4 separate regions of the Homo sapiens genome follow, and regions 2, 3 and 4 are each linked to region 1. The links are chromatin contacts, found by Hi-C or POLR2A ChIA-PET in ENCODE. All regions are on one chromosome and are shown on one strand. The core of a region is the stretch at or near the end of the contact, and the rest is flanking DNA. Distances in the headings are between cores, read along the strand shown. Region 1 holds the start of ATP5MC1 (ATP synthase membrane subunit c locus 1). Region 2 holds the start of HOXB7 (homeobox B7). Region 3 holds the start of HOXB-AS1 (HOXB cluster antisense RNA 1). Region 4 has its middle 26 kb from the start of HOXB1.

Region 1 (6,084 bases), core at 2,018-4,517:
CACATGATATGAAAATGTGCTGGCCCAGCACAGTGGCTCACGCCTGTAATCCCAGCACTTTGGGAGGCTGAGGCAGGTGGATCACCTGAGGTCAGGAGTTCGAGACCAGCCTGGCCAACATGGTGAAACCTTGTCTCTACTAAAAAAAAAAATTTTTAAATTAGCTGGGCGTGGTGGCCCGCACGCTGCGGTCTCAGCTACTCGGGAAGCTGAGGCAGGAGAATGGCTTGAACCCAGGAGGCGGAGGTTGCAGTGAGCCGAGATCTCGCCACTGCACTCCAGTCTGGGCGAAAGAGTGACACTCAGTCTCACAAAAAAAGAAAAAAGAAAAAAAAAGAAAATGTGCTGGGCACGGTGGTTCATGCCTGTAATCCCAGCACTTTGGGAGGCCAAGGCGGGCAGATCACGAGGTCAGGAGTTCAAGACCAGCCTGGCCAACAGAGTGAAACCCCATCTCTACTAAAGATACAAAAAAATTAGCCAGGCATAGTGGTGCGCACCTGTAATCCCAGCTACTCAGGAGGCTGAGGCAGAGAATTGCTTGAACCCGGGAGGCAGAGGTTGCAGTAAGCCGAAATCACGTCATTGCACTCCAGCCTGGGTGACAGAGCAAGACTCTATCTCAAAAAGAAAAGAAAAGAAAAGAAAAGAAAAGAAAATGTTTTTCTGGCCAGGTGCAGGTAGCTCACATCTGTAATCCCAACACTTCCAGAGGCTGAAGTGGGAGGATCCTTGAGGCCAGGAGTTTGAGACCAGCCTGGACAACATAGCAAGATCCCACCTGTAGTCCTAGATACTTGGGAGAGTGAGGAGGGAGGGTTACTTGAGCCCAGGAGATTAAGGCTATAATAGTGAGGGATGATTGCACCACTGCACTCCAGCCTGGGCAACAGAGTGAGACCCTGTTTCTAAAAACAAAAAAATTATTAAAAAAAAAAAAGTTTTCTTAAGAGTCCAGACTTGTGAATTGCCAGATTAGTGTAATTTTTAAAATATGTTTCTATTATAAAGTACCCATACTCATAAAAATATAAATCAATTTATTACACCCTCTAGAATTCACTATTAATTTTCAACATTTTTTTCATTCTTTTTCCATGCATATTTTTTCACAATTCTATGCATAGTTTTGCATTATAAAATATTTCTCAATATAAAATCTTCTTCAAGGCCAGGCGCAGTGGCTCATGCCTGCAATCCCAGCACTTTAGAAGGCCAAGGCGAGCAGATCACTTGAGGTCAGGAATTCAAGACCAGCCTGACCAACATGGTGAAACCCCTTCTCTACTAAAAATACAAAAATTAGCCGGGCATGGTGGTGCGCGCCTGTAATCCCAGCTACTTGGGAGGCTGAGGCAGGAGAATTGCTTGAACCGGGGAGGCAAAGGTTGCAGTGAGCAGAGACCGCACCACCGCACTACAGTGTGTGAAACAGAGTGAGACTCCGTCTCAAAAAATAATAATAATAAAAATAAAATATTCTTCAAAAACATGGCCGGGCGCGCTGGCTCACGCCTGTAATCCCAACACTTTGGGAGGCTGAGGCGGGCGGATCACGAGGTCAGGAGATCGAGACCATCCCGGCTAACACGGTGAAACCCCGTCTCTACTAAAAATACAAAAAATTAGCCGGGCGTGGTGGCGGGCGCCTATAGTCCCAGCTACTCCGGAGGCTGAGGCAGGAGAATGGCGTGAACCCGGGAGGCGGAGCTTGCAGTGAGCCGAGATAGCGCCGCTGCACTCCAGCTTGGCAACAGAGCGAGACTCCGTCTCAAAAAAAACACATGATTTTATTTCCTGTTTTATTTCTGCTTATTTCATCAAGTGAAAATATCATAACTTATTTCACCTTTTACTGTCAGTGGAACATTTACTTGTTTCCAATTTCGACAAACTCTGCAAATGCACATCTTTTTAAAAGAATCTGCATTTCTGATTCTTCAAAATAAATTCCTAGAAGTGATATTACTGGATGAAAAGTGGATGGAGAGCTTAAAGGCTCTTAGTTACTCAAGAATTACTGGGTCAAAGAGGATGGCCCATTCACAGCCTTTGAATAAAAATAAATATTGCCAAACTGCTTTCAAGGAAGGTTTTCTAATTCATCCTCTCACCAGCAATATAGGAGAGCGTGTGGCTCACATTAATAAAAAGAACTCTGCTGTTTTGAGCAGTACTAAGCGGAGCGTTTAAACTTATATTTCTTTGATTAGGAAGGCTGACATTCGTTCCTGCAATTCATATTTCTTCCTTACTGAATTGCCTGTTCCTATCCTTTGCTCGTTTTTCTATAGGGATATTATTTCATTCTTTCAGTGTTGTTTTTACAAAATAAACAATTTTTTTGTTTGTTTTTTCCCCCGAGACGGAATCCTGCTCAGTTGCCCAGGCTGGAGTGCAGTGGCGCGATCTCGGCTCCCTGCAACCTCGGCCTCCCGGGTTCAAGCGATTCTCCTGCCTCAGCCTCCCAAGTAGCTGGGATTACAGGCACGCGCCACCACCATGCCCGGCTAATTTTTGTATTCTTAGTAGAGACGGGGTTTCACCATGCTGGTCAGGCTGATCTCGAACTCCTGACCTCAGGTGATCCGCCCGCCTCGGCCTCCCAAAGTGCTGGGATTACAGGCGTGAGCCACTGCACCCGGCCCAACAAATGTTTTAGAAAGCCATCTGGATGATAGTCCATGACTGCTGAACACCGGCTGAGGTCCACAAAACTGCGCTCACCGCTTGGGGACTTTCCAGCCGGCCTTTACTCTCCATGGAAAGCGGTCTTTCCACAAACCTCCACGGTGGGAATTACTGCAAAGGCATCGGCTCTCCCGGCCTAGAATATCTCGCGGGATCTCAGCTGTCCTTGGGCCCCCCCCCTCAGCGCAACTACCAATCCCAACATGCAACGCGCCCCGTGGCCCAAGCGCCCGAATGAAGGCTCGGGGCCAAAGTCATGTGTCTGACTGCGTCACACGTCCCGTCATCTCTCCCACGCCTTTTTCTTCAGCGTACACCTTGGTCGCCATCTTGTGCGCGAGGTTATGGAACCTCTGAGTCCCGCCAACTCTATGGTCGAGCGTTTCAGGGATCGGCCAATCGTAATCCAGATCTCGTAGGAAAGCCCCGCCTCTATCCGCATGGAGGCGGGAATTGCCACGAAGCTCCTGTGGAGGGAGAGGAAGCAGCTGCGGAAAGCCAATAAGAGTGGGGAATCGATGACGTCAACCAATGGGGACGCGGGGATATTACGGCCAATGAGAATGGAGAAGGTCCAGGACACGTGGGTGGGGGAAGCTGAGCGCTGAGACCAAGGGCTAAAGCTGGGAGGTGAGTCTGTCACCTTGAGCCGGGCGAGCGCTGTGGGCCAAGCAGGGGTTGCAGGGTAGTAGGAGTGCAGGTGACTTGGGGCCGGGAGCCAGCAATAGGCAGGGTTGTGGGCTGGGCAGTGTGGAGGGGTATTTCCCCCCAGTGCTGGGAGAGGCTATGGCAATCTAGATATGGCCTTATCAATGAATGTTAATTACCAACGGTAATGAACGATTGACTGCCTCGGCTGGGGCGGGTCGGGGACTGCTGTGTAAGATGGGCAGGATCCTGCGCGACACCTGCCCAGTATCCGCCTCCAGTCTTCCCGAGAGACCATTCCCTTTCGCAACATTTCCTTCCTGGGGCTTGGGCACATTTCCTTGACTTCCGATCTCCATGACTTTGCTTTGAAGACCCACTGCTCTGTCCCTCTGACCTCTAATGCCCTCCTCAGCTGGGGCACGGTGCAAGGAAGAGCGTGGTCTAGGGAGGACGGACGGGGGTGAAGGGGACGACCAAAGGTCGTCATTATAAGCAAACAACCAGGGTCTCAGTGGGATTATTATTACTATTTTTTCCCCCTCTGCAGACTGAAAAAATGCAGACCGCCGGGGCATTATTCATTTCTCCAGCTCTGGTAAGGTGCCGCGCCGCAGTGCTCTGTAGTACCAGGTGTATGGTGTGGACGCCATCAGTGTTTAATGAATGAACCCAGGGGAGCTTGGCGTCCTGATGATGTAGGCTCTTTGAGGTGGCTGTAGGATGTGATGAAGGTAACCCCTGTTTATCTGGGCCTGTGAACCAAGCTATCTTGGCTTTGGAATGTGGTCAGAGAGTCTGGATTTGATTTTTATCCCCAGTCTGTCCTGGCCATAGAGACAGCCCACTAAAACAGTGGTTTTCAACAGTGGCTGCACGTTAGAATCATCCAGGGAACTTTTTAAAATCCTGATGCCTAGGCTGCACCTTAGACCATTTGCATCAGACTTTGGGAATGGGGGTGGAACCCAGGCATCTGTATCTTTTAAGACTTCTCCAGATGATTCCACCGTGCAGCCAAGTTTGAGAACCACTGCACTAAAAATTATTTCAAAAAAGCCATGTTACAGATGGCTCTCCTTGGATGGCTATTCCAGTCGGTTTCCGGGGCTGACTGGCCCACTCCATTTAGGGTGTGTAGCTGTGAGTGTATTTTAGCAGAATAAAATTTCCCCCATCTGATTACTTGGTGATCTGGGTATAAACCTTTCCTGTACCTGCTTTGGTATTAGTGTGGGTTCTTGTTCCATTCTGAGAAGCTGATTAAAGCTGTGCCCAAAGAAGTGAACTTTGGTTTGGTTTTGAATGGTGAAGGTTGCCACTGCTGACTATATCAAGCTATTGAGACAGCTGTCTCTGGGGCAGGCCTATCTGATAGGAACAGGAATAAATTGACCTTGAAATACATTGAACTTATTCTGTTTATGAAATCTGTAGTCATTTTTGACAGCTCAGCAATTAGGATTTTTTTTCCTTGACTGATTTGGTAGGATGTGGCTTTCTGATTTTACAGATCCGCTGTTGTACCAGGGGTCTAATCAGGCCTGTGTCTGCCTCCTTCTTGAATAGCCCAGTGAATTCATCTAAACAGGTAAGGGAGGAATAGCTCTCTTAGGAATGTTCCCAAGGCCCAGGATGGTGGCTCACACCTGTAATCCCAGCTCTTTGAGAGGCTGAGGCGAGAGGATCACTTGAGCCCAGTTGTTCAAGACCAGCCTGGGCAACACAGTGAAACCCCATCTCTACAAAAAAAATAAAAAAATTAGCCATGTGTGGTGGCATGTGGCTGTAGTCCCAGTTACTCCAGGGCTGAGATGAGAGGATTGGTTAATCCCAGAGGTCGAGACTGCTGTGACTATGCCACTGCACTCCAGACTGGGTGACAGAGCAAGACCCTGACTCATAAAAACCCATTAATTAATTTTTTTTAAATCAAGGAATGTTCCCAGACAGGGGTCCTTCAGCTTAAGTTGCCTTTAGACCAAAGTGGGAGGAGAGTTGGAGAATCTGTATGCTTTAATAGTTCTAAGTCCCCCAAGGTAAGCCTTGTAGGTAAGAAACTTATAAAAGTGAGGTGTGCCTAACCCATGAAATTTCCCTAGTCCTGTCTGCTGTCTGACAACAGACTCTAAGACTAATTCCCAGCATACTCTGCAATCAGAGTATTCTGCATTTACCAGGCAGTTTGCCAACAGTTTCAGAGCTCAGGTGGGTGGGGTGAAGGAGGTAGAGTCAGCCACCTGTCCTTATGCCATACTATCTCTCTGCTATCTCGCCTGCCTTGCTTCTCTTTCTAGCCTTCCTACAGCAACTTCCCACTCCAGGTGGCCAGACGGGAGTTCCAGACCAGTGTTGTCTCCCGGGACATTGACACAGCAGCCAAGTTTATTGGTGCTGGGGCAGCCACAGTTGGTGTGGCTGGTTCAGGGGCTGGCATTGGAACCGTGTTTGGCAGCTTGATCATTGGCTATGCCAGGTAAGTTTGGGTGGTCTACAGCATCTCCCACTGTAAATTCCACCCCGTTTGGGGAAGCCTCAGCTGGAGGAGCTCCCTTCAGGAGCCTTCAGGTTGATTTCATCTACATCATAGTTTCTCCAGAGAAAACATGCATCCAGCCTGGCTCACTTAAACTTACCAGGTTGGCCCACTCTGCTTGTCCATCCAAATCCCCAGGATCTGTGCAGGCTAGGCCCTCTCCCAGGAGTAACAGTCCCCATTCACCTCACCCTCCTGTGTCCTCCCCT
Region 2 (5,730 bases), core at 393-2,892, 280 kb before region 1:
ATAAATCAACTGGAAAGGCAGTTAAACTATGGAGCAGGTAATGGGACCTATAACCACTAATACTGATGGTATGAGAGCTGGGCTGCTTCTGGCCCCTGACCATTGCTGGGTTGGGTGCCTCTGACCATGAGTCTTGGGTCTTCTGGACTTTGGGGCTAGCCCCTAAGTTCGTCTGCTTTGGAACAGTGCAGAAAAGGATGTCTGGGTCAGACTCGGCAGGGACCCCATGGAACCTCAGCCTCTTGGGGTTCTGCAGCAGCTGGCTAGGTGAACTGCACTCTCTAATTTTTGAATTGGCTCCAGAGAGTCCTAGCCCCTCCCCCAAGAAAAGGGTCACTTATCTGGAATGACACCTCCAAACTTGGCCAGTTCTTTAGGGGTTCCTAGGAGCCCTAGGAAGAGCACCTCAGGAAGCCAGCTGCACTCCCATGAAGCCTCTGCCCCTTTCTAGTTCTCCTGTTCCACTCCCCCACCCAGGTTCACTGGGATCAGGAGGATCATCTCCTTTGGCCTCAGCCCCCTCCCTCCACCTGCCTCTCTAGCTCTGTGTCCCTGGCTGGGTCCTTTTCTCCTCCCGCCAGGCCTCTAGAGCCCACCTCTAATTGTCCTGATGGGAATAATGGGGGAGCGGGGTTGGCTGGAGAGGAAGGGGGAGGGGAGAATTGCTTAGCGCTATGGCCCCCTCCCCCATACCTTATCCGAGTGGGGCAGGGGGACACACCCAGGGCTGAGATCCTTAGCTGGGAAGGGGGGAGAAGGGGGAGACCCTAATGGCTATTCTCTGCAAACACCGGCCTTCCTCCGCAAGACAAACGGCCTCGTCTCCAGCCCGTGCCGGCGCTGCTGATAAATATTTAAAGCTAAAAGGCCGAGAGGAAGGGTGGGGGCGGGCTGGGGGCTCGCAGCGCCGTGGTGCCGGCGAAGAGAGATCCGCCGGGAAGCAGAGCGAGCCTGAGAGCACCGAGCAAATATGGGGGCGGGGATGGCCTGCTGGGTCGCGGCCCAGTGGGTGCAGCCTTCCAGGGCCGACCTCCGGCTGGGAGCACTCTGGACGCGGAAAGGGGCGCCCAGCCGGGAAGGAGGCGCCTTCAGGGTAATGTGCCCCGGCCCCTGGGGCTCAGGACAGCTCGGTGCGCGGCGTTACCTGAGCTTCGCATCCAGGGGTAGATCCGGAAGTTACTCTCGGCCGCCAAGTCCGAGTCCCTCTGCTCCTTGGCGCCCGCCGCCTTGGCGGAGTCGCCGGGACACACCCCGGAGAGGTTCTGCTCAAAGGGCGCGCAGTGCATGTTGAAGGAACTCGGCTCGAGCCCATAGCCGGCCGCGTAGACGCCGGCCGCGCTCTGGCCCGCCATGCCCCCCCCGCCGGGGTACAAGCCCTGCATCGAGGCGGCGAAGGAAGCGCCCGAACCCGCTCCATAGCCCGGGCGCTGGGGGTTGGAAGCAAACGCACAAGAAGTTTGTTCTGGGAAGGCTCCGGTAGCGAAAACCGAACTTGAGGCTGGATATTTAGAAAATAAAGTATTCGCATAATACAATGAACTCATAATTTGGCCGGATGATTTGTAGGCAGGGACGTTTTAGTGTCGGTTTTACGAGATTCCTTGATATATTACAGAATTAGAGTCCAGATTTACACCAAAAAGGACCCCCTTTTTCCTCTCCGGACCACGTGACCCCGCCCACGTGACGTCCCCTCCGCCAATGGCCGGGCCGTCTCCCCACGGCTCCCGGTAATGTGGAAAAAATTGTGTGGCGTTGGATTTATAAAATATGATCAATAATGAATGGGAAAGCCGAGCCCTGTGGATTGGGGCTGGGGGCTCAAGGGCCGCTGCCGACTCCCGCGGGCTGGAGGCCGCTTGCAGGCGAGATTTGGGGAGGAAGAGATTGAGTGGAAGGGAAAATAAATAACCTCGGGGCGATCCGTGTCACCCTCCACCCATCCTCTTCAGCCCGTTACCGAGCGAGAGACAAACGCAGGGATTGAATGCACGCAACTGGGTGGGTGGGTGCTTGGGGCAGGTCTGTTCTTTATTAAACCAGGCCAATTCTGCACGGCAAGGCCTTTTGGGGAAGTTGGTCCGGTTCTCCCAAGACGAGGAATGAGGCGAGCCTGGCTCACGACTCTGTCTCTCTTGGTGCCCCAGATATGCGGGCGGAGATGGAGCAAGTCTTCCTAGGTGCTCCTAGGGCACAGGATCCAGCCCACGGGCCTTGGACGCTGCCGTTTCTGGTGGCAAAAAAAAAAAGAAAGAAAGAAAGAAAAAGAAAAAAAAAGGTTTGAAAGTAAAAGAAAAAGGGGGTTGGGAGGGTGGGGAGAGAAAGGAAGGGTGGAGGTTGGCCCGGGCGCGCTGCTCTCCCGGTTCCCGGAGGCGGATGCCTCAGTGGAGCGTGACTACCAGAGAAGCAGAGGCAGCGAAGGAAGGAAGGCAGAGAGCCATGGCCTCAGAACAGAGCGAAGGTGGCCAAGTCCCTGAGAGGGAGAGGCAGGGAAGAGCGGTCTCCCTTCTCCTCCTGCTCCCCCAACAACAACAGTCCGAGGGAAAAAAAGTATGCTCAGCAGGCCTGCACTCCACCTTTATGCCTGCCCCCCACCCCACCTCCCGACACACATCTTGGGAGGACACACAGCAAAACAAAGAGGGAGGTGGCGGGGGACACAGCCACCAGCCCAGCCGCAGGTCTCCAGCGTGGCCTGGGCGCCCTGGCCTCCCTGGCCGGGCAGCCTCGGAACGCGAGAGGAGGGGGTTTCTCTTGGCTCCCCTCCCTCGTTTTTCTCTCCTCCAATCAGGCTCAGCCGCCTCCCTCACCCCCAGCGCCCCTGGGCCGAGGGACTCGCACCACCTGCCTCCAGCCCCCGCCCCCTCCTCTCTGCAGCCTAGCCTCAGCAGGCGCAGGAGCCCGGTGACAGGCTCCCCACCGGCTCTGCAAGGCACCCGGGAGCAAATGAGGAGCGCTGGCCGGGCCAGTCTCGGGTTCTCGCTTGTAAACTTTATTGTAACTCTTCCGCCCTTTTCAGGCGCAGACAACAGAACAAAGTATAGAGGAACAACAAAATATATAATTAGCCCTCCCTCCCCCCCATAAAGCAATTCACGGATACAGAATACATTCTCTTCACAGTAAACCTAAGAACACTTGTAACAATTGCCCACAGCGCGCATGCTAACTAAAGTAACCTCTTTTGAGAAACACTTAAGACAAAATTGTCAAACCAAAGGGGGTGGGTGGAGGAGGAAAAGAGAGAAGCCAGAGAGAAAGCCAGCGAGCTGGGGGGTTGCAGAGGGGAGAGAGGATTGGGAGGGGAAATGAGGACGCAGCGAGAGAGAGCGAGAGCGAGAGCGAGCGAGCGAGAGAGAGAGAGAGAAGGGAGACAGAAAGAATTACGGCGTGAATAGGCAGTTTCATGTTGTTGGGAGAACTTAGCAGAAATCGGTACCTTGGTCATTACAAAGAAGCACGTTCAAAGGAAAAAAAAGACAATTGCACAAGGAGGCTTTTTACACGGGGAGGGGAGGGGCATGGGGGGCTCAGCCGGGCCTTTGCCGCTCGCCCTCACAGGGCGAGGGAGCCTTTGCTTAAATCCTTTTCTTTCCCCCCGGCCCCCAAGAGAAGGGAAGGAGATCCACGGTAGCTCACACACAGAAGCTATTACGAGATACTACCACTAGCGGGGACTGGCGCGGCGGGGGACGCTGCGGTGGGAGGCCCGGCTCCTGGCCCCGCTAGCGGGGCCAGAGCTCTCTCGGGCAGGGGCGCGCGGCGGCGGCGCGGCCGGGACCCGCGGACGTGCGGGCGGCCGCGGCCCTGGCAGTCCCAGCTGAAGCCTACTTCTTGTCGCCCTTCTGCGCGTCGCCCTCGTCCGCCGCCTCTGGGGCCCGCTCCAGCTTCTGTTTCTCCAGCTCCTCCTGCTCGCATTTGCTGCTGGGGAACTTGTCTTTGTTGTTCTCTTTTTTCCACTTCATCCTCCGGTTCTGGAACCAGATTTTGACCTGTCTCTCTGTCAGTCCCAGGGCGTGCGATACCTCGATTCGCCGCTTACGAGTCAGATAGGGATTAAATAGGAACTCCTTCTCCAGCTCCAGGGTCTGGTAGCGGCTGTAGGTCTGTCGGCCTCGCCTGCGTCCGGCGGCTGCTGGGAATGGGGGAAAGGGCGAGACAGAGGGGAGGGGAGGGTGGGGGAGGGGGCAGGGACGGAGAAGGTTGGAAGATTCGTGAACGAGCCTGGGAGACCATTATAATAAGGGCAGGGGACCTTCTACCCCGTGCGGGGGCGGGGGGGGCGCAAGAAGGCCGCGGTCGGCGGAGGAGGAGGGGCGAGGGGGATTAGACACAAGTGAATCTAAGGGAGCCAGAAAGGGGAGCCCCCTCCCCCGGTAACCAGCACCAGAGTTGTGTAGGAGGTGGTTCAGATCTATTAGAAGTGCCATAAACTTTAGGAGGAAGGATGTGAAGGAGGGGGGAAAATAAGAATAAAAAAGCCGGGTGGGGACGAATGGACCCACCTTGAAAAGCCCCCAGAGCCTCTGCCCCAGAAGAAAAGTTTCTTCAGGGTAATTAAACTATAAAGCAATTGAGAAGTGCAAAAGTTGAGCGCCCCCACTCCCACCACCCTCTCTTCACTACCCCCCATAAAACAGTAAAAGGGGAAAAAAAGGAGGAGAAGAAGAAGAAAAGTAAGGCAGGATGAGGGGTTTATAGATTCAGGAAATGTTTCTAAGCGACCCCCTTCAAGGGAAAGAAAAAAGAAAGAAGAAAGAAAGATAAGAAAGAAAGGGGAAAAGCGGCAGGCGATCGGAACGGAGCCGGCAAGTCTTCCAGAAGCTGGAGGAAATGCGCCCCGGCCTGCCAGGCCTTGGGCCCTTCCGGCCCCCTCCTGCCCTTGTCGGCCCCGAGGCGAGCTCACCTTGCGGGCGCATCCAGGGGAAGAGCTGTGTGGGCGACGGGCTCTGCTCGGAGCCCTCGGCCTCCTCGCCCAGGCCGCTGGCGGCGGCAAGCTTGCAGTCTGCGTACTGCACCAGGTCTGGATCCTGCGCACCGAATAGGCTCTGGCGTTGCAGCGGGTCGTAGCCGTAGAAATTGCCGGGGTCCCCGTGGCACGCCACGGCGCACGGGTTCTGCTGGTAGGGAGCCGTGGACAGCGACGACGGCCCGTGGTAGAACTCCTGGATTTGCGACGGGTGCTGGAAGCTGCCGCCGCTGCTGGGACCGTACACCACGGTGGGTCGGCCGCCCAGGTCCTGGGCGAAGCCGCAGTCATAATAATTGGGGCGCAGGGACTCCCCGGTTTTGTATTTGGAGAACAGTGAGTTGACGAAATAAGAGCTCATTTTATTGAATTTTGAGGCGGCGGCGGCGGCGGAGGCTATAGTTGGGGGCTGTTGGGGAGGGGGTGGGGAGGGGGAAAGGGAGGGAGAGAGAGAAAAAAACGCGGATTCGCCGGCTCCTAGTCACCCTCGCCAGGAAAGGAGAGGGAAAGAGAGGAGGGAAAAAAAGAAAAGAAAGAAAAGGCGAAGAAGATCTCGAAGCCGACACACTTTTTGTGGTTTCCAGGAATAGAAAAGGACAGAGAAGCCTCCAAAAGTCTAAGCTTGCATGGCAGCCGCGGCTCGCTCGCCCTCCCCCCACCCCCCACCCCCCAAACAAAAATATACCACCACTTAAAGAGGTCCTCGCTTTACATTTCGAAGAAGGGATGCCAGTTCATAAACAGTTTTCGGTGATTTACTT
Region 3 (5,996 bases), core at 499-2,998, 350 kb before region 1:
GACCGGCCTTGGGGCCGCGGGGAAAGAGTTTAGGTCCCAACACAAACACTCGTTTTGGTATTATAAAGACATTTATTTAATCTATGAAAATAATGTACAATAAATACTTTCCCCTTTTCCTATTATTAAAGAATTTTAATAAATAATCTACAGTCTAAAACATAAAAAAGAGGAAAATAGGTCCCTCTAGTTATTTTTAAGAAAGTCCCCCTAGAGTTTAATTATTCCTGAGATTTCATTGGAAGGAGTCTACCAAACGGAATTTTTCTGTGTGAATTTTAAAAGATAACCGAGTGCCCAATATTTTAGAAGAAGAAGAAAGGGAGTGGATTAAACGCTAATTCAGTAATACCTGAATTTTAGCAAAACACATAAGTCTATGCGACTGAGGGTGGGAGAGGCTCGATTTTTCCAGTAGACGGCCAAGGAGCGCGGGGGTCGAAAGGACCGGGAGGAGGAAACAGGTTAGGGAAACTGCAGGTCGATGGCACAGAGCGTACTGGTGAAAAAATCCAGCTCTTCCTCGGAAAAAGGGACCGGGCTGTCGAGAGAACCCTGTAGGCTAGGGGAGAGGCCTCCGGATAGCTGGAGACAGGAGTCGGCCGCGAAGAAGTTGAGGTCGGGAAGGAAAGGTGAATCCTGGCGCCCCGAGAAGACGTCTTCTGGCAATGGCCCGGGCTCCAGCCCGCCGGCCCCGCGCAGCGCGCAGCCGGGACTCGACGCGCCTGCGCCCTCTAAGCGAACGGCTAAAGGCCGGGGGTCCGCGCTTAAGGCCCCCGGCACCACCTCCGGCGGGTGACAGCAGGCTTCCCACGCCGCCCGCGAGGCGGAGGGGCCGCCCGGGCTGGCCGCGGGTTCCTCGGCAGGGTCGCAGATGTCCTCCAGGGCTCCCGGGCAGGCAGGCTCCCCATCCGGCGGCTCTCGGTGCTGCGTCTGCCGCTTGTGCTTCATGCGCCGGTTCTGAAACCAGACTTTGACCTGCCTTTCGGTGAGGTCCAGCAAGGCCGCGATCTCGACGCGGCGTGGCCGGCACAGGTACTTATTAAAGTGGAATTCCTTCTCCAGTTCCAGCAGCTGCGTGTTGGTGTAAGCCGTGCGCAGCCTGCGCGCCCCGCCGCCACCAGCCTCCGGCAGTCCCAGGCCATCTGCAGGGAAAACAGGCTCGGCGTCATAGCGGGCCGTGTACTCAGCCCAACCTCAGTTCGGACTACCCCATCCTCCAAAACCAGTATCACCTCTCCCCTTCCTCGCCACCCCACCCCCGCCCCCACCCCAAAGCCGCTCGCTTTACTGCTTTTGGGTTTTCTTCTCTCCCTCTCTAGTCTACAGCCCCGGCCCGGGTCAGGGCAAAGCATTCAGAGCCGCCCACGGGCCACGCAGGGGGCGGAGAGCGGCTCCCTTCGGCGCCGGAACCTCAGATCCCCCTCCCAAGCCCTCCCAGTGGACCCCTCAATTCGGAACTTTCCAACTCAACCGGAGCGAGGGTCAGAAAGATTGTTCTTCACCCCTCTTCCTCCCTAGCTCTGAATTCTTCCTCTTCTCCTAGAGTTGGGGCAGAAAGGACCGAATCTTTTCTGCTTCTAGGGTCTATCCCAGCAACAACATACTCATTCCCCTACACAGATACGGGTGAAAACCTCAATCAAATCATTTTCTTCTAGCAGAAAAAAAGGCGTTTCCCCAACCAGCTTCCAAAATCAGCCATAGGGAGAGAAAGAGAGAGAGAGACAGAAAAAAAAAAAGACGCTGTTAGCGGCCAGGCCTGAACCCCAGTGGGATATTCTACTTCCCCATCCCAGGAATGGAGGGGGTAAGGAACCCCAACAGGCTCGCCACCATTTTTTTTAAACCTCCTTCCACTGCTTTTTCTCCCCCTCTTCTAGCTGCCCCTCACCCCACCCCCACCACGCTTACCGACCTGCAGGCGATCCGACCCCGGAGGCCGGAACGGCGGAGGCGGCCGGAGAAGGAGACGTGGCGGATTGGCTGGGTTTCTTGGCGGATTTCTTCTCTTTCATCCAAGGGAACTCGGGGGCCGGGGGGGCAGCGGGGAGTGGCGGCGGCGGTGGCGGCGGCAGAGCAGGCCCATCTTCGGCTCGCTTTTGGCTCCTGGGTCTCTGAAGGGTGGAGGCGCCGGGCTGGAGGCTGGGGAAGGTTTGCTCGAAAGGAGGAGGAGGAGGAATTAATGTCGACTCCTTGATTGATGAAGTTTGAAATGTCTCCAAGACAGCGGGGAAGGAAGTCAGACACTCGGCGAGCGACGGCTGGCTGTTTATAAACCCAATCTCCCTCTCAAATTCAAAATTCATGGCTTTCAATGGTGGGGGAGGGGGCTGCTGGGGGGGGCGTCAGGAGGGAGGATCGGAAGGGACCCCCCTCCTGCACCCCCCCCGATTTATGTAATGGAGCGATTTTGGGAGGGGGAGATTTCGGTCTCTCTTTTTTTTAATTTTGGGCCTTTATAATTGTATATTGCTGATAAATACAAGCGTATGGGGACTCTCTCTATTAAACCCAGGACTCCAGCGAAATTACAGGGAATTCGTGGTCACGGGACCGGCCTCCGCCAATCGCTCGTCTGGGCCTGGTGGAAAACAGAGAGCATTATTTGGTTTAATTGATTCAAAAACACCAGAGGACCACGACCAGGACACCATGAGCCCCCATTCCTACACCAGTGCCTCACATGCTCTCTCCCCAATGCCTCCGTTTCTCCAGAAAAGCTAGAGGAACCTTTTCCTCATCCCCTTCGAAGGTTAGAAGGTTTCAGAAGCCTGGAAAAGAAGAGACTCTAAGGGAGAAACCTTCCTCTTTTCCAAGTATTTTAATAGAGTAAATTAAGGCCTTCTTTACGTGGCCAGCAGCATCCCCTTCCCTTCTCCCCTTCCCCAGGAAAAGATGAGTGAGGATCTCCGCGTTGGAGGAAGAGGGAGTCGAAAGAGGCTTCCACTCTTTGAAAAAGGTCAGTATTAAGGTGAAAATAAGAAAGAGATTTACAATCATCACACCACTATCCCTGTTACCCTCCAAAAACAACAGTTAAATCTTGGGAAATGGACAGGAACTCCCAGGCAGACACATAGGAGTGAGATGGAGCATAAGGGGCATTTTTGGGCCTCTGGCCTCCATCGCTGTATGGTCTGGGTTCTCTTCTCTGCCCAGTGTTTGCAGCACTGCCTCTGCCCCTTATGTACCCCTGCTTTCCTCACTTTCAGGCTTCCATGCTTCTCTGTGACATCCCCCAAAAACAGGCAGAGTCTAAGATGTGCATGTACCCACTCAAGCCTCAAGCTTGTATCTGTATCCATATCCAGGGACATGAACAAGAACTGAGGTAGCCATTGGTTTAACTTAGAGCACTCTCAAAGTTCAGATCAGCGTTATGTGTGTGCATGAGTGTGGTGGGGAGATTTTCCCCTAGGACAAAGAGACTTTCCCTCCCATTTTTGCCATTGTGCTAGTTAAAAAAGAAAAAAGAAAAAAAAAAAAAAAAGAATCCCTGACAAGGAAGAATTCCCTGAAGATGGTAGGGGTGGAAATAATGACCACTGAGATGATATTCCATTTCTGGCTGCTGGGGGAAAATGTTTTTAAAATTTATTTTATTTTGAGGAGACCAAGATAGTCTGAAGTTTAGAGTGTTGTAATTTACTATGGGGAGAGGGCACAAGACTCTGAGCCCCAAGCAATTGGTGGGAAACTAGGCCTCAAAGCAGAAAATGAAAAGTCGATCTGGGGGAAGATTTTTAAATAAGTGGGTCAGACGGATGGAGAGGAGATGAGGCGATCAATCTTAGCCCCCTGACAGCTCCCTCCGATTGCATCAAAGAATTTGGCTCTTTGGGAAAGCAGAGCGAACAGCCAAAATTTCACATCCCTTAAAAAGGCCTGGGGGTGGGGGTGGGGGTGCAAAAGAGAAGGGTGATTCTGGGAGAGCTGGGAAACAGATGGGAAATGGGGACAGAGGGAAAGCGCTAAGTTGGGTGGAAAGTTTGCCTGGAGAACTCCCATGGCTTTGGCCTCCCCTCCCCCTCCTCTCTCTCTGCTGCCCAGCCAGGAGGAGAAGGCTGGTTAGCAGAGAAATGGCAACTGAGCCCGGAGCTGGAACTAGAAACTTTCTGTCAGTGTAACATCTGCGTGAGTACTTAAAAAGAAGGACAGAGAAGTCTGAGTAGAAGCATGAGGGTGGGGGAGAGGAGGATGGAGAAAGGGGAGTTGGAGGTGGGGGCTGCAGGGACCGAGGAGGCATGCTCTGGAGGGCTCAGAACAGAGAGAGCTGCTCTGACCTGGGCAAAGTGGCCAGCGACAGTAGTGTGCAACTAGGCTCCAAAGAAAACAATTTTTGCCATTTAGAGGTGTGGATGGGGGTGGGCATAGAATAATCCAAATAGTAGCTGTCTGGAAGTCATGCAGGGAGGCCTGAGAGTGGGTTCTCCCTCTGGCCACCCCCTTGAACACCTCTGAAAGTTTAGCAACAGCTTCTGTAGCTGGCTGAAGGATCCAGAGCTTATCTCAGGCAACTCGGGCAGACTGTCCCTGCAGGAAATACAGCTCTCTCTAACCCTCACTGACAGATTTTATGGCCAGATTAGCAAACAGCGGAAAACTTGGGTGTTAAAAGGGGCCCAGAGAACCCTCCTTTTCAGAGACATCCCTCCCCCGCCCCCCTGTCCTGCTGTGAATTTAACAGCACGGATATTTTACCCACGTCTTTGGCTGCTTTAGCTGAGCGCCTGGAATCTTCCAAAGAGAAGGATAGGGAACACCAAGCCAAGTTGGTTCTTATTTTTCTTGTTTGCAATTCCAGCTTCGAGCCAAAGCTCTGTTTTTCAAACTTAAGCTAAATTCTCTTTCTTGGCCTCTTTCCTGCTAGATAAATAACAACCCAACCCAGCCCCAGAGCCAAACATGGTGCTTCATCTAGTTATATCATTCAGAAAATGTTATTCAAGGAAGAAGAGAGAAAGAGAAAGAAAGAAAAACCCTTGAGCGTTATTTGATCCCAATCAAACTTTGCACGCTCTTATGCCTTTAAATTATAGCCTGACCCAATGCTAAATTGCTTGCTGCTTGGATGAGTCCAGTTAAAATCCTACTTGGTGGTGGGGAAGGGGGAGGGCGTAGAGTTCAGGTTGCTTTTTTATTGTTATTTATTGTTGCATAAAGACTATAATTACTAACCTTGGACTGCCAGGATGCAACATAAAAATGAAAATCAGCCCTCTCTTTAAGGCAGGGCCTGGAACGATTCTCACTCCCCCAACATCACTACCACCAAATATATGCTCCTAATTAAGCAATGCGGGCACATCGCTTACAATTAGAATTATGCAGCTCTTCAGCAAGCAGCCATCGCTTCTCTTTCAACGAATTAGCTCCATATTTCAGCCGCCCTGTCTTCTCGCTCTTATCGGCTCCAGCGACTCGGCGGTGACATTTCATCTTTGACAGACCTTCTCTATTTTCACTCCAATGTGATAAAACTTTTATGGAACCACAACTAAGAAATGAAGTTTTCCCAAGGATGATGGAAACAGAGCCGCACATTAGCCTGGGGACCGTTTTATTTACGCTTGGATCCAACAGCTTCTCCCACCCTCCTCTCCCCTTTCTCTGGCAGGGGAAATCGAACGTGCTTCCCCTCCCTCCGCCTCGAGTTTTATTTAGTGATTTAATTTTACTTAGTTTTAAAGTTTGACCTGAGAAGTCTAGGCCTCAGTTTTGTTTTTTTTTTTTTTTTAGATTAATCATTTTTCTTTGTTTTCATTTTAGACCCAATGGTGGTTGGGCTTCGGGTCACGTGACACCTTCTTTGTGGCTCCGGAAGAGGATTGTGAAGTTTAGGTTTCGTGGAAGAAACCGTAATCGGCCAGATTTTCTTGGTGGTGGTGGGAAGGGGTGGGGGGTGGGGGGTGCATGGACGCTGTGGCCAAAGGAGCTAACAGACGAAAGGTCAATGAATGAAAAACCTAGAGGCATACAGGCCAAACAGAAAA
Region 4 (5,845 bases), core at 2,388-4,887, 390 kb before region 1:
GCACCCAGGATGTCATCAAGCAAAAGCAGGTAGAGATCTCACACTGGTCTGTAAGCCCCCACAGCCCTCTTTTCCCCCAGGAGAGAAACCAGCCACAGTGCATGCCTACATTGGAGGGTAGACTTGTGGCTGAGGGAGAGTGAACAGTTTGGCCAGAAGGTGGCTGGGCTCAAAGCCTGCACTGGCAAAGACCTAGGAAGAGTAAGACTGTGAAGGGGGTCGCTGTGCCACTTTTTGAGTTTCTTGGCTGGAAGTGTTTGGGTTTTGTTTGTTTATTTTGTAGAAACGAGATCTCACTATGTTGCCCAGGCTGGTCTAGAACTCCTGGGCTCAAGCAATCCTCTCACCTTGGCCTCCCAAAGTGCTGGGATTACAGGCATGAGCCACCATGCCCAGCGTGGCTGGACATGTGGAAAACATTTATTGTTGCTAACTCAACAAGGAAATTTTAGAAGAAACTGAAGAAGCCTCCCTCAGAGGGCAATTGTTCCTTGCCTCAAGTTCATAACTGCTTGCCTCTCAAGGGGTAGAAAGGGGAGGAGTGGATGTGTCAGGATCCTGGACCTCTGTAAGTAGCAGGATTTGATGTTGTGAGACTGCATAAGGAAAGGGCTAGGGACAGTTTGACACTCGGTCCGCTGAGCAACTCTAAACTCAAACCGGAGTCCACAGAACTCTGTACCCTCAGACTCAGCTGCCCATGGTATGTCTCTCTACTAGAGCACAGTTGTTAAGGGTTTGGGGCCCTGGAGCCAGGCTATTCCACGTTTACATTTCAGCTTGTCATCTTACAAGCTGTATACTTAATCCCTCTAAGCCTCTATTTCCTCATCTGTTAAATGGATATAATAAGAGTATTTATTTCTTGGGATTAAATGAGATCAAGTTCTTAGCACAGGGCTTGGGTGCATGGTAAGCACCCCATAAATGTTGTTATCATTAACTTTATCTTTAGAGGCTTTTAGGGAGGGGGCTTCCTCACTCTCCACTTCCAAGTGCATCCTTCTAGAATGCTACTTCTGTCCCAGTGGGCCTTTCTCTTCGTCTATCCGTCCCCCTCCATCATAAAACAAGGTTTGTCTCTGATGCCCTCTGCCAAGCAGACACCCCTTCTCTCTTAATTCTCCAAAGGCAAGAAGGACAGATGAATTATTTGACTACCTGTTTCCAAAATCTGTAAATAGAGAAAGAGCGAAACACCCTGCACACCAGATAGCTGGAAAGCAAGTCTCACTTGACCCCTTGATATAAAACCTCAGCAGCCCTCACCCCATCCAGCCCTGCTGCCCCTGGTAACTGGGATGGGGGCTCAAGAGAGGTATGTAAAGCCCGTAAGTGGCTCTCCCCGGCTCTTTAGAAAGCTGCTTATCAGGGAATGAAACACTGGCCCAAGCTTGCCATGACAGCAGGAGCTGCCTGAGAAGAGAGGCTGAGATAAATGAAGTATCCTTCATCCCCATCAGTGTGGGCCAGACAGAAACCAGGTGCGAGGCAGTGAGCCTTCATCTTCTGTAAACAATCTTCCATCGCCCACTGCAGCAGCTTGAGCCTGAGATGAGGATTAGAAGAACAGCTTCTGCAGGCCTGGGGCCTCTCAGCTGGACAGAGAGTTAAAGGGCGCACAAGATAGCTCACTGCTGGGAAGGATGCTTGAGGAAACACAGCCATTCGTCACCAGGGGGTTTGCCTGACCTGGCAGGAGAGAATCTGATATCTAAACAGTTCCCTGCGTCCCTGAAGCACTCTGAAAGTTCTCCAGCTAAATATTTGATACTGCATCAGATAACAGCCCAAAGCTCTTCCCACTAGTTTGAGAAGGCTGCTGCTACAGAAGGGAGAGACCTAGCCAGTGCTGGGCTTGGCTGCAATCATGCAGGACTTAAGGTGGGGGCATCCTAGCTCCCACCTCAAATTTTTGGTGTCCTTTCACCTTGGCCAGGTTAGGGCCAATTAAGGGCAAAGAGGTTGCCCACCAAAAGTTAGTGCTCTATAAATCCATGAAGAGAAATGGAACCTAAATCCCTTTCAAAGGTAGTTCTCTTCTCCCCACCCCACTCCACCTGCCTCCCCTACTCCTTTGACAGAGGTTTCGCTTGCAGGAGCTGAAAAAATTACCATGACCCCTGTGCTCAGGTGGTAGATGGATGCCAGGTTCCTCAACCTGAGATTACAAAACAAAGTTAAGTGCTTGAATCCCCTCAGGGAGCTGGGGACAGACAAGCCTGGCTGAATGAAAGAGCTATTCTGTTTACAATTCTTATTTTTCCAGCAGGGGGGATGAAAATGTCTCCAATTCCGTGTTTCAAGTTTCTTGTAAGATAGGCAAATGAAAGCACATTTCAAACAGTATTGCCTCCAAGAGAAAGATGTTCCCCTCTGGTTGTAAGGAAGTGAAGCAGTGGAAATAGTTAAAGATGAGACTTTGGGTTGGGCACGGTGGCTCACACCTGTAATCCCAGCACTTTGGGAGGCCAAGAGGGGGTGGATCACTTGAGGCCAGCAGTTCGAGACAAACCTGGCCAATATGGCAAAACCCCGTCTCTACCCAAAATACAAAAATTATCCAGGCATGGTGACACATGCCTATAATCCCAGCTACTTGGGAGGCTGAGACATGAGAATCACGTGAACCCAGGAGGCAGAGGTTGCAGTGAGCCAAGATCACACCACTACACTCCAGTCTGGGTGACAGAGCAAGACTCTGTCTCACAAAAAAAAAAAAGGGGCGGAGGATGCTTTGGGACTGGACACACCTGAGTTCAAGTCTCAGCTCTGATATTTACTAAGGGTGTGATCTTGGGCATGTTATGTGACCCCTCTGAGCTTCAGTTTCCTTATCTGTAGAACAAGGATACTAGTACCTAAGTCACAGGCTGGTTGTGAGGGTTAAACACTAAGACATGTGAAGAAAGCACTTATCAGAGCACCTGATACACTAAACTCTCAGTTAATGGCCATCATTGTCAGTAATGAGACTCAACCATTAAAATAAAACTTGGAGACAGGATTTATGGAAGAAAGTTTCAAAGGGGCAGATTTCAGCACAGAAAACAGATTTATTCTTTTTTGAAAAAAGTTTATTACAGAAAAATTCAAACATATACATAAATAAAAGAATATAATGAACTTCCATATACCCAACAACACCCAGCTTCAACAATTATCAATCAAGGCCACTTTTATATCATGCAAACTGCTCTAGATGGATCTAGTCCATTTTAATCTAGTTATTTTGGTCACAAGGGTAGGTATTTTCTTATAGGAGAGGGAATTCGGGATTTAGAGTCTGAAAATGTGTTTCACCTTTGATTAAATGTATGACCTTGGGCAGGTCACTTAATTCTTTTGATCCTCAGTAAAATGAAGATCTTTCATCTGTAAAATAAAATTGATAACACTGGCTACACATACAAAAAGTGTACAGGCAGTGAGATGTCTGTGAAAGAGGCTCAAAAAGGAAGCACTATGTAAACACCTGCCACTGTGTACAGCACCAGGTGTGGCTCAACAAACATTTATTGAGGTTATTGTTAAGTATTAGGTCATGCCAAAAAAAAAAGAGAAAACCCAACTCTTCAATTTTAGGTTGCACCATTGAGCTTCTCTTGTCACATTGCAAATGTGGTCACTAAGGCAACTGGGCCAGACAGAATGGATGACTCATCCTGCTCCAACCTAGTATGCACATCCTGTTGGTCCAGGAGAGTCACTTCTCATACCACATGTCCTTGTTCAATGTCAAGGCCTGGAAAATGTCAAATCATGTCAAAAGTCTCCAGTCCTATATCTCCGTGAAGGTTCAGAGTGAGAACTGCAGAGCCAGTGGGCAAGACCTGAAAATTATATTTTGAAAAAGCAGCTGTTGTGAACACAAGCCAAATCACCCTTTCAAAAAGAATTTGGAGGTAAGTCTCAGATACAGAATTTAAAGCTGCAAGAGGAGACTATAGGTGAATGCCTGACCCAAAGGTTGGTCCGAAAACTATTTTGACTACAGCCAGAGAGATGCTATTTCTTCCTTATTTTTCTTCCCTTACAGAGAAGAGAATTTTAGAATTTCATCTTTGCCCTAACCTCTGCCTCCTGGTGGCCCATGAAAACAATATTGTCCTGCTCAGCAGGGCAAAGCCTCCTATTTCCAGCTGTCCTTTACCCATCCCGTAGCTCCACACTGAGGTCCCCGCTGTAGATGGATTTCTCAGCCAGTGATTTTCTCACTACTGAGCCCCAGCTGTTTTGCATCCGTGGAGCACATGAGGGCGAGAGCAGAAATGAAAGGACCAAGGCAGTGTCAGTGCACTAGGGTCCAGGTCACTGGTGATTCCAGTTTTTAATGAACATGGAGTCCAGGGACCTGAAAGGAAGGTCAGAGTTCACAGAAGAGTAAGCACAATATGCGTCTGGATTATTAAATCCTCACTGTGCAGACATCACTGTTCCTCAATACCCATTCCTCTCAGGGGTTCAGTGTTGCCCTGAGCAGTCAGGGCTCCTGATCTCCTGGAAGCCTTTGACTTCATGCTGTCAAAGGAGTATGAAGGACATTTGACAACTGGGTTATGTCCTAAGAATTTGATTCCCACTCTGACTCTCCAGGTTTCTGACTTCTCCTTTTCCCCAGAAAGAATCCATAACCAAGTCTCCAAAGTGGCTCCAGGAGAAAGATGTGGCCTGCAGAAGGGAAGTCTTACTCAGAGGTCTATTCTGGCCTCTGCTTAATTCAGCTGTTCCCCGTATTTTCATTTGGTCATGCCTTTGAATTTCAGAGATCTTGACTTCCTGGTTCCATCACTGGAAAGAATACGTTTGCTGGTGGGAAGCAGTCTTTATTTCTTCCACTTCAGAGTTGTTTTCTTTATCGGCTTCTAGGAGAAGATACTATCCACTTCTCTCCCTCTTTTTTTTTGAAAGAGGGTCTCACTCTGTCACCCAGGCTTGAGTGCAGTGGCATGATTTGGCTTATTGCAAACTCAACCTCCTGGGCTCAAGTGATCCTTCCACCTCAGCCTCTTGAGTAGCTGGGACTATAGTTGCACACCACCACACCCAGCTAATTTTTGTAATTTGTTTAGAGACGGGGTCTTGCCCCATTGCCCAGGCTGGTCTCAAACTCCTGGACTCAAGCAACCCACCTGCCTCAGTCTCCCAAAAAGCTGGGAGTATAGGCATAAGCCACAACGCCTGGCACTATCCACTTCTCTGCAAAAAGGCGATGCCCATTTTTGGTGGTAGTTGTGGTTAAGCCAGGCATGTAGATGTTCACATGACAAGGTATAGGGAAAACCCAAAAGGAATCCTAGAGTCACTGAGAGATCTCAGGGCATCTGGTCCAAGCTTCCACCCAAGACTCTCCCCTACTATATCACTGATGGATGGTCATACACTGATGCTTTAACAGCTCAAGTGGTAGGGACCTCATTTGGAAGCCCAGCTCAATTTTGGACAGTTTTTATTTAAGAAAACAAAACAAAAACAAACAAAACTTTTTTTTCTATTCATTTTCTAATTTCACTCAAAGAAGCAAAATGGGATGAATGGAAGCCCTCTCAAGAACCTCATGTGACATCCCTTCAAATCTATGAAAATATTTATAATGTCTGCACTGAGTCTTTTCTCCTCTAAAGTAAGCATTTCAGGTTACTTCAACAACACCTTATGCAGGGAAATAACAATTAACTGGGACTGAAAAGACCTGGATTCAGGTTCTTTTTTTTTTTTTTTTTGAGATGGTGTTTTGCTCTTGTTGCCCAGGCTGGAGTGCAATGGCGCGATCTTGGCTCACCACAATGTCCACCTCCCGGGTTCAAGCAATTCTCCTGCCTCAGCCTTCCAAGTAGCTGGGATT

The links. A loop is a pair of places that touch in the nucleus more often than their neighbours do. ChIA-PET counts read pairs that join two places held with the same protein, here RNA polymerase II (POLR2A). Pooled maps may share reads with other maps.
Region 2: a pooled map shows a loop between it and region 1 (5-fold over the local background). The contact joins the promoter of HOXB7 here to the promoter of ATP5MC1 in region 1. A Hi-C loop is called at or near these places in 5 of 50 pooled maps. POLR2A ChIA-PET finds 5 or more read pairs at or near these places in 9 of 52 experiments (A549, A673, CD4-positive, alpha-beta T cell and 6 more).
Region 3: a loop to region 1 is called in a map of naive thymus-derived CD4-positive, alpha-beta T cell, with 4 times the contacts of the local background. The contact joins the promoter of HOXB-AS1 here to the promoter of ATP5MC1 in region 1. A Hi-C loop is called at or near these places in 1 of 168 maps with a recorded cell type or tissue (naive thymus-derived CD4-positive, alpha-beta T cell) and 9 of 50 pooled maps. POLR2A ChIA-PET finds 5 or more read pairs at or near these places in 2 of 52 experiments (A549 and OCI-LY7).
Region 4: a pooled map shows a loop between it and region 1 (3-fold over the local background). The contact joins the enhancer-like site here to the promoter of ATP5MC1 in region 1. A Hi-C loop is called at or near these places in 2 of 37 single-sample maps with no recorded cell type and 2 of 50 pooled maps. POLR2A ChIA-PET finds 5 or more read pairs at or near these places in 2 of 52 experiments (HEK293T and K562).

What each region holds. Positions count from the first base shown.
Region 1 is chr17:48,889,520-48,895,603 of GRCh38, forward strand. ATP5MC1 (ATP synthase membrane subunit c locus 1) reads left to right here and starts at 3,268. Exons shown (of 5, transcript NM_005175.3): 1 at 3,268-3,391; 2 at 3,890-3,937; 3 at 4,853-4,930; 4 at 5,637-5,815. The coding sequence starts at 3,899. LOC105371814 (a long non-coding RNA gene) reads right to left here. Exons shown (of 4, transcript NR_135674.1): 2 at 2,728-3,158. RefSeq lists enhancers at 2,084-3,063, 2,701-3,160, 3,171-3,290, 3,871-3,980, 4,021-4,070.
Region 2 is chr17:48,609,375-48,615,104 of GRCh38, forward strand. It overlaps HOXB7 (homeobox B7), which reads right to left and starts at 1,643. Exons shown (of 2, transcript NM_004502.4): 1 at 1,145-1,643. The coding sequence starts at 1,544. HOXB8 (homeobox B8) reads right to left here. Exons shown (of 2, transcript NM_024016.4): 1 at 4,907-5,730; 2 at 2,972-4,135. The coding sequence starts at 5,330. The coding sequence ends at 3,828. RefSeq lists enhancers at 515-1,335, 1,336-2,155, 2,156-2,976 and a silencer at 2,770-2,819.
Region 3 is chr17:48,542,603-48,548,598 of GRCh38, forward strand. HOXB-AS1 (HOXB cluster antisense RNA 1) reads left to right here and starts at 1,749. Exons shown (of 7, transcript NR_102279.1): 1 at 1,749-1,810; 2 at 2,519-2,755; 3 at 2,893-2,962; 4 at 5,773-5,861. HOXB2 (homeobox B2) reads right to left here and starts at 2,507. Exons shown (of 2, transcript NM_002145.4): 1 at 1,919-2,507; 2 at 53-1,145. The coding sequence starts at 2,309. The coding sequence ends at 466. RefSeq lists a silencer at 633-922 and an enhancer at 730-1,375.
Region 4 is chr17:48,502,359-48,508,203 of GRCh38, forward strand. No RefSeq gene overlaps it. Among named protein-coding and RNA genes, the nearest start is that of HOXB1, 26 kb to the right of the region's middle. Within about 2 kb of position 3,638, at least 3 of the 41 ENCODE cell types and tissues checked have a DNase peak (open chromatin) inside an H3K27ac peak, as active enhancers do.